2 separate regions of the Homo sapiens genome follow, and region 2 is linked to region 1. A link is an interaction called in ENCODE POLR2A ChIA-PET data of the cell type or tissue named here. Cell type or tissue: endothelial cell of umbilical vein. All regions are shown on one strand. Region 1 overlaps RAPGEF4 (Rap guanine nucleotide exchange factor 4). Region 2 overlaps RAPGEF4 (Rap guanine nucleotide exchange factor 4).

Region 1 (4,000 bases):
CAAAAAACTAGCTGGGCATGGTGGTGCATGCCTGTAGCTACTTGGGAGGACCGCCTGAACCAGGTTTGGTTAAGGCTATAGTGAGCAATGATCATGTCACTGCACTCCAGCCTGGGTGACAGAGTGAGACCCTGACTAAAAAAAAAACAAAACAAAGACAAAAACAAAAAAGCAAAAAACCTGAGTGCTCATCCTAGTAGGCAGTAGTACAGAATGCAGGAGGGGTGAGGATGAAAGAGACTTTGGAAACATTCCCTAATTGAAGCTTTGATCCACACCTGGGACCACACAAGACATAAAAACGCAGTCAGAAAAGAGGCAGAGAAGAGCTATTCTCTGAAACAGAGAGTATTAACAGGCTCGCTATCACTTCCCAGGTCTGTCAGAAAGAGGAAGGATGGCCTCAGGTCAGCACTCTGAAGCTCATCCCAAATCATCCATTCATCCATCCACCCATCCATCATCCATCTGAAAGAACTAGGGTTGATTGTATGAGGTTATGGGATATAACAGAAGCTTACTTTCTAGCAGGTTCAATAAGATAAATACACAGTTGCACAAATCACCATATATGAGTAGCTGGAAATTAGGGTATCTGTAGAGAAATGACACTGAAAAGGTGATTTGAGGCCACACAGGAACTTGACAGTTGGGCTAAGACATTAATAGTCTTGGAATTTCACCTTCCATGGCAGGCAATGGATGATCATTGAAAGGTTTCAAGCAGCAGAGTGATATGATCAGGAGAAAGGAGGGAAGGAGACTGTCTAACATTAAAAGACGTTTAAGACATAACACCAGATGACCATAGCATGGCCCTTGACTGAAGTCCAGTTTGAGCAATCAGCAATAAAGACATTCGGTTGGGAACATTTGAATATGGATTGGGTGGCGGATGTTACTAAGGAAAATCATGCCAGCTATTAGGTGTGATTGTGGTGCTCTGGTTACACATGAAAAAGTCCTTATTTTCAAAAATGCCTGGTGACATATTTGGAGTGACGTGTATATGTGATTGTGATTAGAAGAAAAAAAATGTCAAAAATAATATTAAAATGCATATTAATTTACTACTAAGAAATATATTGAAGTATTAAACTATTGACATCAGTTAAATGAAAGTGATGAAAATAAGGGTGTTAACTGTATCATTCTCTCCACTTTCTGTATGTTTGAAATTTTTCATAATAAAAAGTAAAAAATGTCTTGGGGAAATCAGGCCTAGACTAGACCAAGGGTGAGATAGTGAAGGTTCACAGCCAGTTGACTCATCTCTGCCCTAAAATCCAAAGAGATGAGGCCCAAGGCCAGGTGGCTGCAGAGGGAACTGAAAGGAAGACTGTGAACATGCAAAGGAAGGGCGCTGGGCCCGGGCAAGCAGGGGTGATGGCGAGAGAAAGGAGGAGTCCAAAATGGCTGAGGTTTGGAGCCCAGCACAAGAGGAGAACAATGGAATTGTCAGAAACCGGCCTCTCCAGAGGAGGGGCTGGTTTTGCGGGAATCAGAATGTGTTCCCTTATCAACATTTTGAGCTTGAGAGGCCAGCAGGACAACCAGGTAGAAAAAGAACCTGAGGTCACCTGGAAACTTAGGCTGCCCCTGGAAGGATCAAACAGAGGTGTTGGTTTGGGAAGTGTTTGTATCAGTTGCAGGAAAGGATGCCATGGAAGAGGGGAGAGTGAGTATGGAGAAGGAAAGAGAAAAGAAGCCATGGCTAAACTCTTCCATAAGCGGGGGAAGAAGTACCTATGGAAGAGACCAAAATGTGAGTGGCCAGAGAGAGAGGAGGAAGCCAGGATAACACAGTGGTGCCCCGGGAGCCAAGGCGGAATGGAGTCTGGACGTGGGCAACGGGAATGATCAGGTCTGGTTATTGGTTGGTCACTGGTAACTTTAGAGTGGTTTATTCAAGAAGTATGGGGCAAAATCCAGACTTTGAGGGGTCGAAGAGTGACTGGAGGTGAGGAAATAGCCTATGCCATTTGGGAGCTTTTTACATGCCTGGCACCCTTTGAAACAACATACTTTGATTCACTTGATCTTCACAACAACCCTCTGAGGAAACCAAGGCACAGAGAGACTACGTGCCTTGCCAGATGTCAGCTAGAAGACAGCATTGCTGGGATTGCAACTCAGGTGCTTTAATTAGCCAGCCATCCCTGGCTCAGCCAGGAGAGAAAGAAAGCAAGAACAAGAGAGGAAAGGAAGGATGAACCTGTCCCTCCCACCCTCCTCCTCTGCAGGAAAGCAGAAGGCAAATGGGGAGACAGGGCAGAGGCTGCATAGAAATAGTGAAATGCGGGGAGGAAAATGAGGATGTTCACTCAGGATTGCGGTCAAGCAGGGAGAGAGATCTCTTGCAGTGAGTGACTGGTCAGCGAGGGAGGGTGGGAATTCTAGGATCCAGGAAGAGGATCTGAAGGGTGGCTGGCTGTGGCTCTGAAGATGCAGGGACTACCTGCTGCATCACTGGGTCTGCTGGCTGAAGCACTATAGCTCCAAAGACTCCAGGACCTGGAATCTTGTTATATGTGTACACACAAGAGCTTCATAAGGAGACTCACAGATGCAATGGTAACGAACGCTAACCATGTTTCCGACATGCATGAACAGATCAAAAGACTCAGGGGACATACGGGTTTCTTTGAGTTTAGTGGGGACCCACTAGAGAAGAATACCACAGAGAAAAACTTCGTTTCTTTGCTGACCAGCCAGAGACTGGTCTCTCATAAAAGGCCTGGATGTTTTAAATTAAAAATATTTAATATGTACAACACATTGTTTTGATATACATATACCTAGTGAAATGACTACTCCAGTTAAGCAAATTAACCTATCTGTCACCTTCCATAGTCACTTTGTGTGTGTGTGTGTGTGTGTGTGTGTGTGTGTGTGTGTGGTAAGAGCATCTAAAGTTCACAAAGGCCTGGAATTGGAAGAGGCCATGATTTAGAAGATTAAATAAATGACTCACCCCACTTCTCCTCTTCATCAATAGAGTAAAAAAAAAAAAAAAAAAAAAAGCAAGAGGTGGGGCTCTCAGGTATCCAGATGGGACTGAAACAAATACAGTTCGTGCATCCCTTCTTTAAAAGGGCACAGAAAGAACACTGGATTTCACTATAAGATGAAGATATTTTGGGAAAGTATTCTATGCATGCCAAAGTTCCAGCTGGCACCAGAGCATACCTCTCTCTATCAGCTAAGACCACAGACTAATACTATATTAACCATTTCTTTAAAAATATCTCCAGTGTGAGCTGGCAGGTTTGTTTATCCACAAAAGAGTCTGGAGACTTACTCTGACAAGCTGGTGTAGGACATATTTTTTGTCACATGAAAACACATACCACACGACAAATTTTTAGATACAAAATGTTCACATTTTCCACTTACTGTCATTGTTAGAGCCCGTTTCCATAACACCATAAGGAGGAGCCAGAAGTCCTGCCATATACTGTCGATATTTCTGAAAGACAAGATTGTAAACTCAACACACAGATATTTACTTGCTTTGAGCATTCATTTATTTACATGTTAAAAAGCAGAAATGCTGGGTGTCAGGAAGCATCTGAGCCTTGTATTTATAGAGCCATGAAACGTGTTCTCCGGGGTCTCTGGTCTGAAATAAAGATGTTGTGTTCTAAACAGGTCTTCCTGAATAAGACTGAATGTGCCCGGGGGCAGGGGTTCTATCTCCGCCAGTTCATTTATATATCTGTGGCTGCCTGAATTGTGTGGGATATTTAGCACCCCCTGCACCCCTCCCCAACCCCACAAACACAAGCTCAGCTTTTTGTAGAGGGAAAAGGCACTCGAGCTTTATAGATGCAGATACAAATAAATGTGCTGCCTACTTAATAGGTGAATGGCACTGAATCAGCTTCTTTCAAAGCAAAAAGAAACGCATCTTGAGAAAAATGTCTTTTTTGAAAGAAGCTGATTCGCTTCCATTTACCTACTTCCTTTTACATCGTACACCTGCCTGTTTATGTGACCT
Region 2 (4,000 bases), 57 kb after region 1:
ACAACCCATACATATCATCTTGTAGTTAACCCTGAACACTAGCATTCAAAATATTTTCTATCCTGGTGATTATTGCTTCTATTATGCTTTAATTATTGCTTACTGCTTATATAGTCATTGCTTAATATTGCTTATATATGCTTTAATTATTAACATGAAAAGTGGTTTTGCTATTAATTTTTATTGCAATTGTACATGACTTTGACCCGAGGGTGGGTTGGGTAGACTTTTGAAAAGGAGCCTAAATATGTTTACAACATCGCTCCTATAAAGGGCTTGCAAATGAACTTGTGGAAAACAACCTTTTTGCCAGTTGGGGGTTTGGTATAATTTTGATTCTTGCTTGAATTTCCTTAAAAATCACAATAAGTTATTTAGGGAATAACAGTTGCCAAACTTTCTGACAAATCATAATGAATGGTTATGTTCTGAAAGGTCAACTAGCCATCTTTTGGCTCCCATTTCCTCTTTAAAACCGAGCTATTTTGAGAATTTCCATTCCTCGTGCTCTTTTTTCTTCCCAACCCTGACACTATTTGTATCCCCTCAGTGGCATTTTTTAACTCAGGAAAACTTAAATAAGTTCCAAGATTGCAGAAGAGCCTTATTATTTGATGATTGTGGGTCTTGTCTGGGAAAAACTCCAAACATAGATTTGCCATTTTAAGCAATTCCTTTGAATTCTCATTCTATTGTCAGCAATAGCTCTATATTATTGGTTTATCATTGATTTTTCCCTTTCCCTTTACATAAGTTAACTAGAGCACTCCAATTTCCTCTTCTCTCTTACTTTTCTTAGTTTATAAGTCCCTGAAATACTGTATTGTTCTAGCTTTTTGATTTTTAGAGAACACACACACACATTAGACTTTGCCATAATCATAAACCCATCATTTTTTCACTCCTCACTATGATTCTTTCTTCTTTGTCACCCTATTTTAATACAATCTGCTGCCATATTCTGTCATGTTCCCTTTTGAAATATATTTCAGATTCATCTTTTCCCCCTCATTCCCACAGGCACCATCCTGTCTCAGGTCATATTCTTATCAAAGGTACTGTTCCACCCTTCTAGCCAGCTTTCCTGCCATCCTACTCAGTCCCCCACCTCCCCTGTGCTCCACTGCACACTCAGTCCACGGGGTAAATGATACTACTATATCCTGTGAGGGCAGGAGAGCACCTCCTAACACCCAGGTACATCTCTTCTCTTAATTCCTGTATGATGAATGTTACTTTCTTCATTTCACAAAGGAGGAAACTTCCTCTCCCAAGAGATTAGGTATTTTGTCCCAAACCACCTAACTTGCAAGTGTTCAAGTCACTAGCCCTCAAATCTGAAGAGGGAGGGTGATCTGTGTTGCAACAGAAAAATTAAGCATCTCCATAACAAGGATTTAATATTTAATACCTTTAAAGTCAAGGAACTAGACAGACTTGCCGTTATCATATCAAGGGCAATAGTTTTCAAGAGATGGGATTTATAAGAGAAACGTATAAATCCAAGTGTCTGCTCTCAAAGAGTTTTTAATCTAGTTGGTTACAGCATGTATCTAGAACATGCTAGATACACAGCAAATGCTAAATAAACACTTGCTGAAGTTGGGACCAGAGAATGGAAGGTGAGCCCTTGCTGCTGTCTCTGCTCAGCTTGCCACTAATTGTACTATTTAGTCATAGGATGCTTCTTAATATAAAATGCTCTCTCTGACACTTCCTTCTGACCCGGTCCCAAAGAATATCAGAACAATACACTGTTAAGAAAAAAGGCACTGAGATTACTGGGCTGCCTTCCAAACTGCAGGGGCCAATTTATTTTTTCCTAACTACAAGATAATTATTGCTGGATATTATTATGGGATTTTTCCATATGTCCTTTAGTTAGGACAGTGATGACCGAATGCTGCCTTTTAATGTACTCTGATCTCCTGCCAGCTTACCTCATTCTACCACTTTGTCTTTGGTTTTTATTTTTGTGATTATTCAAACTTCCCATCGCCTAATCAATACCTCATTTGGCCATTGCCGCTGTTGACAACACACTTCGACAAAGACTCTTTGAAAAGGGTCTTTTTTGCTGGCAGTGGGCTCATTTAAAGCAAGTTCTTGCTACGTGCATCATTTTGGCAAACAAGGACAAGTTCAAGGAAATTAGAGGCCAAACTTGACAGAGCACTGGGTGCAGCTGCTGGCCCAGCTGTGCAGTGATTCTCAACTGGTCCATTACCTCCAAAACTCAACTATTCAGCACAGCTTCCCTAGTCCAGCACTCCTGTCGGTCTAATATATTTGGCAACAGCCATTATTTCAGAAATGAATGCTCATGTGTATTTATAGAAAATCACATGCCTGCTCTATCAACAATTAAACAGATTAAGATTCAGCAGACATATTCCTCTAATTAGGACAAGATGGAAGACATAGTGTATAGAACCCTGCAGTTTGGTCAAGGTTTATTCTTTCCTAACAAGACTGCCATACTACATTTCATCAGTCAAACACCTAGGCTCGCCAGGGACACCATCTTCCTGGTATAGCATTCACTTCCTGTGTCTGCCCCATGGAATTTTCAGTCAGGGGATTCTATTTGCAACTGGCACTTCAAGATACCCCCTTTTCCCTCCCTCTAACCACACTATAGGATCAATGGACTGTTTTAAGGCTTGTTTTGAAATAACATGTGGACAGCATCATGTGGTCACTAATTTCATTCAGTTACACCCTTCCCCTGAGCCTCAGTGTATGCTGTATGCTCACACTTAAGTAGTGTCTCCTCTGAACAAAAGCCTGATCACACTGTCTGGGCCATAAATTCCATCTTGCTTCGCTCTTGCCCATGCATTATTTAAGCAATCTTCTCGGTGAGCCGGCATGAGAATTTCCCTCAGAGCAACAATCAGCAGGCGCTTTAAGCCCTGTTCTAACGGGAAATGTAGGATATCTCAGAGAGTTCCACCCATTCATAGTCTCGATAATGAAATATGATAATCTAATTTGGTAAAAATAAACTGTGAAATCAGAGATTTGAGGCAAAAACTTTAAAGATGCAATTCAGACTAGCAATCAATGCTCATTCAGTTTCTGTACCATCTCAGCTTTCTCCTTGTGCAGATGCTTAAGTGATGCTAAATTAAATAATTGACAAATTTTTAAAACTGCTGAAAATTACCATCTGTACTTAATTTTGGAATATAAAAAGGTCCATAGAAAACACCCTTTATGATTATTTTGTCTAATAACAGATATGAAACAATACAAACATCCCAGTCATAAAATATAATGCGTTTCTAGCAGGCTGGCTTTACATATTTAAACATAGTTTTTCAAAACAAAAGACCACAGGAGGAGTGAAATGCTGGGTGACAAATACATTTTTTAAAAAAACAATTGCCAAATAACTGAGTTTTTCATTTCAGATCTACTCCTCTAACCCTTCACTTCCCCGTAAAACAAAACCAAAAAAAAAAAAAAAACCCAAATAAACAAAACTCACGCACAGGCTTCCTGCAGACAGTTATGACAACCATTACTTTTTTTTACATTTCTCTCCTGGATAAACACTGGGTTAAACTGTTCTCTGTTAAGAACTTTATTAGGTTGATATTACATTTACACAAAATGAAGTCTACTTCTGTAAATAAACATGCTTGAGGCTTCCATGAAAACACAGAGAAGAGAAACAAGCTCCCTGTATATGTGAACACACTGCTAAATACATGGATAAAACAAGCTGAAACTTACACCAGACACTTCTCCCAGGTCCACCACGGCAGGAGCCCTAGGGGTACATTCTAGTTTTTTTTAAATCCATGTTCTCCTCTTCTCACTGATGGGACTACTCAGGCAACATGGTCAAGTTGCAATCAGCTTCTCCCTTAGTGATGTATGAGAGCTGGACTGATTTATCTTGGCTTTTCTGCAGCATATTAGCACTAATGTTTCTGCGTATGCATCCTACCTTTCTTTAGCCGTAGCCCCGGCTTTATCATTGGTAATCTAA

What was found. ChIA-PET counts read pairs that join two places held together with the same protein. Peaks named below come from ENCODE experiments on the same cell type or tissue, not always from the same donor. Only the 100,000 strongest peaks of a DNase experiment are listed, where the experiment ranks them.
Region 2: POLR2A ChIA-PET joins it to region 1 with 7 read pairs; 3 of 35 experiments call an interaction of 5 or more read pairs at or near these places.

What each region holds. Positions count from the first base shown.
Region 1 is chr2:172,917,271-172,921,270 of GRCh38, reverse strand. RAPGEF4 (Rap guanine nucleotide exchange factor 4) reads right to left here. Exons shown (of 31, transcript NM_007023.4): 5 at 3,397-3,469. Among named protein-coding and RNA genes, the nearest start is that of MAP3K20, 160 kb to the left of the region's middle. In endothelial cell of umbilical vein, no CTCF peak of the experiment used is centred here; no DNase peak of the experiment used is centred here.
Region 2 is chr2:172,860,041-172,864,040 of GRCh38, reverse strand. The region is part of intron 4 of RAPGEF4 (Rap guanine nucleotide exchange factor 4); the gene reads right to left. Among named protein-coding and RNA genes, the nearest start is that of RAPGEF4-AS1, 130 kb to the right of the region's middle. In endothelial cell of umbilical vein, no CTCF peak of the experiment used is centred here; DNase peaks (open chromatin) are centred at 1,770 and 3,810; H3K27ac peaks cover 458 bases.